3 separate regions of the Homo sapiens genome follow, and all the other regions are linked to region 3. Evidence: chromatin contacts called from ENCODE Hi-C or POLR2A ChIA-PET data. All regions are on one chromosome and are shown on one strand. The core of a region is the stretch at or near the end of the contact, and the rest is flanking DNA. Distances in the headings are between cores, read along the strand shown. Region 1 overlaps PACS1 (phosphofurin acidic cluster sorting protein 1). Region 2 holds the start of ENEMAL (enhancer lncRNA neighbor of NEAT1 and MALAT1). Region 3 holds the start of SNX32 (sorting nexin 32).

Region 1 (3,125 bases), core at 515-3,014, 390 kb after region 3:
CACCGGGCGTTCTGGACACCTGTAGCTTGTTGACCCACCCTGAATGCCAGCTCCATTCAACTCTCCCAGCATGCTGTTCTGAGCCCTGGCAGCACTGACCCTGGCTGTGCTCTTCACCACAGGCCTTTCTTTGAGGGGATGTCGCAGTCCAGCTCCCAGACGGAGATTGGCAGCCTCAACAGCAAAGGCAGCCTCGGAAAAGACACCACCAGCCCTGTGAGCGCAACCGCGACTGCGGGGCGGGGTGGGACCGTGGCATGTCAGGGCTCGACGCTCTGGCCCTCTGCATCTCTGATCAGGGCTCATGTTGTGACCTTAGAAAAGTGGCCCCATTGGCTGGGCATGGTGGATCACAACTGTAATCCTGGCACTTTGGGAGGTGGAGTCGGGCAGATCATGAGGTCAAGAGATTGAGAGCATTCTGGCCAACATGGTGACACCCCATCTCTACTAAAAATACAAAAATTACCTGGGCGTGATGGTGTGCACCTGTAGTCCCAGCTACTCAGGAGGATGAGGCAGGAGAATCACTTGAAGCCGGGAGGCGGAGGTTGCAGTGAGCCAAGATTGAGCCACTGCACTCCAGCCTGGCGACAGAGCGAGATTCCCTCAAAAAAAAAAAAAAAAGAAAAGAAAAAAGAAAATGGCCTCATCTTGTTTCAGCCTCAGTTTTCCTCCCCTCAGTCTGGCTGGGAGCTTAGCTCTTTGGGGTCATTGCTGTGTCAGGCTGGGTTGTTCCTTTTGGTCTGTTTCTGCCATGGCCCAGCGCCTTCCCTCTCAGAATACATACAATCTCCCCCTCTGCTGGGCGTGGTGACTCATGTCTATAATCCCAGCTCTTTGGGAGGCCAGGGCGGGTGGATCACTTGAGCCTAGGAGTTCGAAACCAGCCTGAGCAACATGGTGAAAGCCCATCTCTACGAAAAATGCAAAAGTTAGCCAGGCATGGTGGTGCACGTCTGTAGACCCAGCTACTTGGGAGGCTGAGGCAGGAGGATCCCTTGAGCCCAGGAGGCAGAAGCTGCAGTGAGCTGTGATCGCACCACTGCTCTCCAGCCTAGGTGACAGAACAAGACCTTATCTCAACAAACAAAAACCTCTCCCTTCGTGTCTGTTCTGTGGTAGCTGAGAGTGTGGCATGGAGTGGGCGTTTGGCCAGTAGTGAGTGGCCCTGCACCAGACTGGGGAAGGAGCAGGTATGGAGAGGAGGGGAGCCACTGAGACGTGCTCAGGAGGCCCTAGTAGGCTTTATTGGGCCAAGAATCCATAGAGGGGAGCAGTGCCCCGAGAAAATTTATAATTTAGTCAAGAGGTTTCCATTTTTTCTGGTGAGCAAGGGGAAAAGGGGGCATGTACTGTAGCAGCCGGAGCCACGACCTGGGCCTTGCTCCGCCCCTCCTAGAAAGGCCCTGCTCCCTCAGCAGATCACAGGCAGGGGTGGGTGTGAGCCTGAAGTGACCTCAGGCCCTAGGAAGCTGCTCTTCCTTCGTTTACAATGGAAGGCAAGTGAGTGTTGTCGCGATGTGAGTGCCCAGCTTAGGATTTGCCCTCCAAAGCCCAGTGTCTTTTCTGTAGATCAAAGAAACAAATCCTTTAAGTCCTCCTGTTCACCTGCTTTACTGGCAGATGAAGCCTACTCATGGTTCACCAGGGGGAATACCAAACTCGCCCTGCAGATCGGTAGTAATTGTGCGGAGATGATAGGAAACAGGAGAGGCCTCTACCGCTGAAAAGCACGGGTCTGAAAGGGCAGGTGCCTGTCCTGGAAACCACCTTCTCTTGGGGCATCCCCTGGCTGCCCTTCTGCCTGTTGCCACCAGGTGGGGCTCTCTCCCAGCTCACCGTTCTTCCTGCTTAGGACAGCGCCCCACGTGACGTTAGTGAGGCAATGCATGGGAAACTGCAGCCCAAACAGACTCCTCCCTGGGAGAAACCCCAGCCCTGCCCCTGCAGACCCTGCACCCTAGACGCCGTTCCAGGCCGGGTTCATGGGGATCCAAGAACTGAGGAGACCTCGATTTACAAAAAAAAAAAAAAAAAAAAAAAACTCTTTCTAAATTTATTTTTTATTTTTATTGGAGTCGGAGTTTTGCTCTTATCGCCCAGGCAGGAGTGCAATGGAGCGATCTCGGCTCACTGCAACTTTCACCTCCCGGGTGCCAGCGATTCTCCTGCCTCAGCCTCCCGAGTAGCTGGGACTGCAGGCACGTGCCACCCACACCCGGCTAATTTTTGTATTTTTAGTAGAGATGGGGTTTCTCCATGTTGGCCAGGCTGGTCTCAAACTCCTGACCTCAGGTGATCCGCCCGCCTCAGCTTCCCAAAGTGCTGGGATTAGAGGCTTGAGCCGCTGTGCCCGGCCTATTTTTTTTTTTTTGAGATAGGGTCTCGCTGTACTCCCCAGGCTGGAGTGCAGTGTGTACCCAGCCACCTCACTTTCTTTGGTATTAGTGTTTAGGATGTGGCTTGGAGATGCATTTCCTCACATGGAACTGCTGAATGGCCCTGCTGAATTGACAGCATCCACATGGGCAAACCCTACTGGGCAAACCCTACCCCTGGCCATGAGAGCTAAATTCCCTCTTAACTATATGGGATGACTCTAGAAAGATACCTGGGAGCTGGCTGAGGGAGGACTCTTTCTTAGTGTTCTAGGAATGTAGAGCAAGTGCCCTAATATAACAAAATGTAACTAAATCACTAACTGAGACAGTGCCCCAAAAGCAGTAAGCAGAACACCTAACACTGTGGATGTTCAATAAATGTTAGTTACCTGACTTATAAAACTTACAGAAAAAATTACTTAGACACTCTGAGCCTCGGTGCCTCATCTGTAGGGTTGTGGTGTCGGTATAGGAGCCCATTTGGCTCAAAAGCCAGTTGAGGGCGGACACGGTGGCTCAAACCTGTAATCCCAGCACTTTGGGAGGCCGAGGTGGGTGGACCACTTGAGGTCAGGAGTTCGAGACCAGCCTGGCCAACATGGCAAAACCCTGTTTCTACTAAAAATACAAAATTAGCCAGGCATGGTGATGCACACCTGTAATCCCAGCTACTCGCGTGGCTGAGGCAGAGAATTGCTTGAACCTGGGAAGCAGAGGTTGCATTGAGCCAAGATCCCGCCA
Region 2 (3,132 bases), core at 550-3,049, 360 kb before region 3:
GAATAGCTGGGACTACAGGCGCCAGCCACCATGCCCAGCTAATTTTTTTGTATTTTTAGTAGAGACGGGCTTTCACTGTTAGCCAGGATGGTCTCGATCTCCTTACCTTGTGATCCATCCGCCTCGGCCTCCCAAAGTGCTGGGATTACAGACATGAGCCACCGCGCCCGGCCCACGCCCGGCTATTTTTTTTGTATTTTTAGTAGAGACGGGTTTCACCATGTTAGCCAGGATGGTCTCGATCTCCTGAGCTCGTGATCCACCCGCCACAGCCTCCCAAAGTGCTGGGATTACAGGCGTGAGCCAACGCGCCCGGCCAATATGTTTTTCTTAATGGAGGAGTATCCGCAGGGCGCGGTGGCTCATGCCTGTAATCCCAGCACTTTGGGAGGCCAAGGCAGGTGGATCACGAGGTCAGGAGATCGAGATCCTGGCCAACATGGTGAAATCCCATCTCTACTAAAAATACAAAAATTAGCTGGGCGTGGTGGCACATGCCTGTACTCCCAGCTACTTGGGAGGCTGCGGCAGGAGAATCGCTTGAACCCAGGAGGCGGAGGTTGCAGTGAGCCGAGATCGCGCCTCTGCACTCCAGCCTGGGCGACAGAGCAAGACTCCGTCTCAAAAAAACAAAAACAACAACAAGAAAAAGAGGTGTGTTATTTAACCTTTTCTTAGAAGCTTCTCTGCTGCCCCCAATCTTTCTCAGCAATCCTAAGCCTTGCTCCAGTTACTGGTTAGAGCTGGGCCAATAGTGGTCTGACCACACGTGGTGGCAGCATTCTGAGCTCTGAGGAGACAACCTGGGCTCTTGTCTTGAGGCCTAAACTGGGCCTGAGAGAGCAGGAACAAATCTGCCCTCTCCCTAAGCTCAGGGAGTCCACAGCGGGACCCTCACACCCAGTCTAAGGAGACCACTGGGCAGAGCTGAGATCTTAAGGACAAGCTGGAGTTCCCTCAGTTTTGGGAAAGGAGTTCTGGGGTGAGCGAGGAACATCAGGAGAAGCTGGAACAGAGAGGGGCAGCCAAGTCCTGAAGGGCCTGCTGTAACCCAAGAGAGAGGCCTGGCTTTATCCAGCAAGGCCAGGGTGCGGTCGGAGCAAAGGTTGTTTTATTAAAAGCTTCCTATGGCTGGAGCCCAGGAGTTCGAGGTTACAGTGAGCTATGATCACACTACTGCACTCCGGCCTGGGCAACAGAGCCAGACCCTGTGTTTAAAAAAAATCCTAAAAAGCCACAAAACTTCCTGAATGCAGACAATGTAGGGGTTCAAGGAGCTAGGGAGTACAGCGGAGACAGTGTTTGAACAGGCCCAGGCCTGGGCAGGTGGCTGCCTTGGATGCCCGAAGGGAAAAACAGAACAAAATCAGGAGGAATTGGAGCCTAAGTGAGGGAGCAGAGGATGAAGGGCGAGAAGGGGGCATGGGGCTGACAAAGCCGGGGTGGCAGCCCGTCCCACCCCACTCAGTGTGGGTTCCCGCGGTCTGTTCGGCGCAGCCACAGGGTCCTCCCACCACCCTCGCGGCCCTTCGCCAGCCCAGATACCGTTTTCCCGACTTTGGAACGGAGACCACAACACCCGCCCCGGAACTACTGAAGGCTCAAGTTAGGTCAACCCGGCAGGAAACCGGTTCCCAAATCCCAAGGCGGACCCAGGCCCGCGGTTCCCTCCCTCAAGGCTGGAACAGCGCGCAGTGGCCACCGCCGCCGGGTCTCCAGCCCCCAGGAGCGCGGCCTCCTCCCGGACTCTCTCCGATGCGGTCCTGCCCTGGGGACACGGCAGGAAGAAGGGACCTGGCTGGGGGACGTGGCCCCGGCGCGGGGGCAGGGGAGGCAGCGCGGGACTCCCAGCGGCCCCTGCGCGGGTGCCCACCCGCCGTCACGTGACACGCCGGGCGCTGAGTCACCGGGAAGCATCTGGCTGGGCGGCCGGGATTGGCCAATCTGCGGGACCGTCTGGAGCGGAAGGGCGGTGGTAGCTGGCCCTGCTTCTCCCTCCCCAGGATCTCTGCACTGGCCTTACGAACTGGGGAGTCCAAGGGGTTCCAGGACGGGAAGGGGAGTTTGAGACCAGCCTGGGCAACCTGGCCAGACCCGGTCTCTATTAAAAATACGCAAAACACACACACCACACACCCCACCCCACACAGCCCACACACCCCACACGGCCAGCAGCCCTTTCTGTCACCGACTCCGTTCCCCTGGCCAGTGAGCTCTCCGTCCCCTTTTCCTCCCTTTTCGCACACGTGCCTTTCCTGCCTGCTCCCACCTGGTGCCTGAGGCGTCTCTGCGCCTCAGCACTGGCTGTTCGGTTTGCACTACGGAGGGCAGTGTAGGTTTGAAAAGGAAAGTTTCATTATATAGAACACTACCAAGGCAGGGCGCGGTGGCTCACGCCTGCAATCCCAGCACTTTGGGAGACCGAGGCGGGTGGATCACTTGGGGACAGTAGTTCAAGACCAGCCTGGCCAACATGGTGAAACCCTGTCTCTACTAAAAATACAAAAATTAGCTGGGAGTGGTGACACTTGCCTGTAGTCCCAGCTACTTGGGAGGCTGAGGCAGGAGAATCGCTTGAACCCAGGAGGCAGAGGTTGCAGTGAGCCGAGATCCGGCCACTGCACTCCAGCCTGGGAGACAGAGTGAGGCAAGACTCCATCTCAAAAAAAATAATAATAATAATTAATAAAAAAATAAAAATAATTAAAAGAAAAAGAAAAAGCACTACAGAAGAGTGCAGAGGGGCGCCTCAGCTAGAGGACTTAGGGATTTTCCTTAGGGGCATTTATGGACCTTAAAGAGGGAGCTTAAGGGTAACTTGGACCACACTAGCCACATAGGTCATGATAAATGATTACATTTGTAGACATTTTGGTGCCTAATGCCAGTCAGCAAGGGTTGTTGCACAATGAGTTTGGACAGGCATGCATTTGCAGAGATGTATAGAAATTCTAATTACTTGGAAATTTTGTTGGACCGGAGCTAGGAACCAAATGGTATAGGGAAGTCTCATTACTTCTGAATTCCTCAGATAAAGAGTTTTGCCTCTGCCTGGGCTGCTCGATGGCCACCAGGTGACCTTTGCTCTCCTCAGGGGCTGCTGTGGGTCCAGAGCTGGAAGGAGAATGGGCC
Region 3 (3,011 bases), core at 284-2,783:
TTCTCTCCACTCAACCTCAGCTTCTCATCACTGGTTCCCAGCTTCTCTCCACTCAACCTCAGCTTCTCTCTGCTTGATCTCAGCTTCTCTCCACTCAACCTCAGCTTCTCTCCACTCAACCTCAGCTTCTCATCACTGGTTCCCAGCTTCTCTCCACTCAACCTCAGCTTCTCTCTGATTGATCTCAGCATCTCTCCACTCAACCTCAGCTTCTCATCACTGGTTCCCAGCTTCTCTCCACTAGTTCCCAGCTTCTCTCCACTCCATCTCAGCTTCTCTCTACTTGATCTCAAATTCTCTCCACTTGATCTCAGCTTTCTGCCACTGGACCTCAGCTTCACTCCACTGGACCCCTGCTTCTCTCCCCTGCACACCAGCTTCTCACTAGTAGACCTCAGCTTCTCTACACTTGATCTCATCTTGTCTACACTAGACCTCAACCCCTTCTCATCCTGTCCCAGTTTATATCCATTGGATCTCAAGTCCTCTCCACTGGTCCCTACCTTCTCCCCAGCAGACCTCAACCTCTCTTCAAACCCAGACCCCTTCATAGGCCCTGCTGTCATCCCTGCACTCTTAGATTTAGCCTTTATTTCGTGTTTGACCTCTTGCTTTCCCCAAATACCCCTTGGGCTGTCTTTCCCCAAATCTGCTGAAGCTTGTGATGCACTTGCTCCACGGTATAGCAGCTTCACATCCATCCTTTCCTGACTCGGGCCTGACTTCCCTTTCAAGACCGTCTTTTCCACATCTTCCAGTCTCCAGTACTCAGACTCCAGCTTCGGCTTTCGAGTGTTTCTAGTCAGGAGCTCCACTCTCTTCCCAATTACCATGAGCCCGTTCCAAGGTCCCCAGGTTTTCTCTCGCAGCATCGGCACCCCCTTGCAGCCCCGCTCCAGTGGCGACCGTTCGCGGACCCCGGCCTCGCTTGGGGCGCCCTGGCCGCGGGACTTGTGGAGCTCCCTAGTCCTCCTAGGCTGCTTACCCCGCCGCTCCCTCCCGTCCAAGAGCGGAAACCTAAACAGACCCCCCTTCTCCACAGACATTGTCCCCTGCCCTCGCCCCTGGTCCACCACCCACATCCCCACCACTGCTTCCCATTCCCTGTCCCCACCCTGCCACCCTCACCCTCTTCCCCTTCCCCTTCCCCTTCCCCACTGCCTGGTGGGCGCCAAACTGGGCGAGTGCGCACGCGCAGGCCGCACGTGGCCGTTGGAAGGAGGGGCCCGGAACGGCGGCACGGGGTTGTTGTGGGGGTCAGTCCCCCGGGGACTGGAGGGAGACGCGGCACGCGGCCTCTGCGACCCTATGAACTCTGACCCCAGCTCCCACACTGTCGCCTATCACCGGCCCACTCTCCGTGCCGCGTGTCCCTTAAAAGCTGGGGCCTGGGACAGGAACGACAGACAATGCAGCCAATGGCGTCACGCGCGGTGCCCCGCTACCCAATCGAAAGGCGTGGCTGAGGGAAACGCGGTGGGAACCGCCCCCGACTCCAGGCGACTCCTTGGCCGGGCGGGGGAGAGCGTCCCCGTCAGCTGAGAGCATCCTCACTCGGTCAGTTCCTCGGGCGAGTTACGGGGACGACCTGCGGGAGCACGCGGGCAGTGGCCGGACGCTGAAGCCCAGGAGAGCGATGGAGACGTATGCGGAGGTTGGGAAGGAGGGCAAGGTAGAGAAAGGATGAAGACCCCCACCCCAGCCTCCCCTCACTCCATGAAAGCCCGTGATGCCCAATCATGCGGTGGTGTGTGTGTGTCTGTGTGTGTGTGGTCTGCCTCTGTGTGTTTCTGTGTGTGTCTGTGTGTGTATAGTCTGCATGTGTCTGTTTCTCTGTGTGTCTGTGTGTATGTCGATGTGCCTGCATATGTCTGTGTGTGTGTGTATCTGTGTATGTCTGTATTTGTGTCTCTGTGTGTCTGTGTGTCTGTGTGTGTCTCAGTGTGTGTCTGTGTCTTTGTGTGTCTCTGTGTATCTGTGTGTGTGTCTGTGTGTCTCCGTGTCTCTGTGTGTGTGTGTATGGCCTGTGTGTGTCTGTGTGTGTGCACGTATGCGTCCATGTGGGTGTTTGTGCGTGCATGTCTGTGTCTGTCTCTGTGTGTGTCTGTGCATGTCTGTGTGTGTGTGTCTGTGTGTCTGTGTCTGTGTATGGTCTGCGTGTGTCTTTGTGTCTGTGTCTGTCTGTGTGTATGGTCTGCATGTGTGCATGTATGCATCTGTGTGTGTCTCTGTGTGTATCTGTGTGTGCACGCATGTGCCTGTGTGTGTCTGCGCAGGTCTGTGTCTCTTTGTGTCTGAGTGTGTGTCTGTCTCTGTGTCTATGTATGGTCTGCGTGCATCTTTATGTCTGTGTGTGTGTGTCTCTGTGTGTGTGTATGGTCTGCGTGTGTCTGTGTGTGTGTGTCTGTGTATTTCTGGGTCTGTGTGTGTGTTTGCATGTGTCTGTGTGTGTCTGTATCCGTGTGTCTTTGTATATCTGTGTGTGTCTATGTCAGTGTGTCTGTGTGTGCATCTGTGTGTGTCTGTGTGCCTGTGTATGATCTGTGTATGTCGTTGTGTGTGTCTGTGTGTGTGTTTCTCTGTGCCTGTGTGTTTGTGTGTGTCTGTGTATCTGTGTGTGTTTCTATGTGTGTCTGTGTGTGCGTGTGTCTGTGTTTGTCTCGTGTGTCTGTGTGTGTGTATGTGCCCATGTGTCTCTGTGTGTATGTGTGTGTCTGCGCAAGTGAGAGAAAGGAGACTTGAGCAAGGGAGTGGGGAGCCTCTGTGGCACCTGTGTGCGGACTGATGAGGATGCCAAGGGAGGCAGGGTTTTGCCTTTGTCCTTACAGATGGAAAGGGACCCGTCACTGTCACTCTTACCCTCCCCAAGACCAACTCAGGCTGTCTTGATGGGGGTAGGTGGGTAGGGGGTGGGAGGTGAGGGCGGGGAGGAGGGCAGGATGTTAGGGATTGAGCAGAGGCTGGCATCCTCTTCTCCTTTCCCAAGGCGAGAGAATCCTGTTCAGCCCTAA

Evidence for each region. A loop is a pair of places that touch in the nucleus more often than their neighbours do. ChIA-PET counts read pairs that join two places held with the same protein, here RNA polymerase II (POLR2A). Pooled maps may share reads with other maps.
Region 1: a pooled map shows a loop between it and region 3 (6-fold over the local background). The contact joins the enhancer-like site here to the promoter of SNX32 in region 3. A Hi-C loop is called at or near these places in 6 of 50 pooled maps.
Region 2: a pooled map shows a loop between it and region 3 (3-fold over the local background). The contact joins the promoter of ENEMAL here to the promoter of SNX32 in region 3. A Hi-C loop is called at or near these places in 1 of 50 pooled maps. POLR2A ChIA-PET finds 5 or more read pairs at or near these places in 2 of 52 experiments (AG04450 and activated CD4-positive, alpha-beta T cell).

What each region holds. Positions count from the first base shown.
Region 1 is chr11:66,221,032-66,224,156 of GRCh38, forward strand. It overlaps PACS1 (phosphofurin acidic cluster sorting protein 1), which reads left to right. Exons shown (of 24, transcript NM_018026.4): 10 at 123-216. Among named protein-coding and RNA genes, the nearest start is that of KLC2, 35 kb to the right of the region's middle. RefSeq lists enhancers at 1,539-1,638, 1,699-1,938, 1,744-2,244, 2,245-2,745. Within about 2 kb of position 1,765, at least 4 of the 41 ENCODE cell types and tissues checked have a DNase peak (open chromatin) inside an H3K27ac peak, as active enhancers do.
Region 2 is chr11:65,475,688-65,478,819 of GRCh38, forward strand. ENEMAL (enhancer lncRNA neighbor of NEAT1 and MALAT1) reads right to left here and starts at 1,800. Exons shown (of 1, transcript NR_186313.1): 1 at 1,090-1,800. RefSeq lists enhancers at 1,593-2,188, 2,024-2,113 and a silencer at 1,724-1,853.
Region 3 is chr11:65,832,430-65,835,440 of GRCh38, forward strand. It overlaps SNX32 (sorting nexin 32), which reads left to right and starts at 1,534. Exons shown (of 13, transcript NM_152760.3): 1 at 1,534-1,672. The coding sequence starts at 1,637. LOC124902693 reads right to left here and starts at 1,370. Exons shown (of 7, transcript XM_047427980.1): 1 at 1-1,370. The coding sequence starts at 1,082. RefSeq lists silencers at 1,086-1,215, 1,389-1,601 and an enhancer at 1,526-1,615.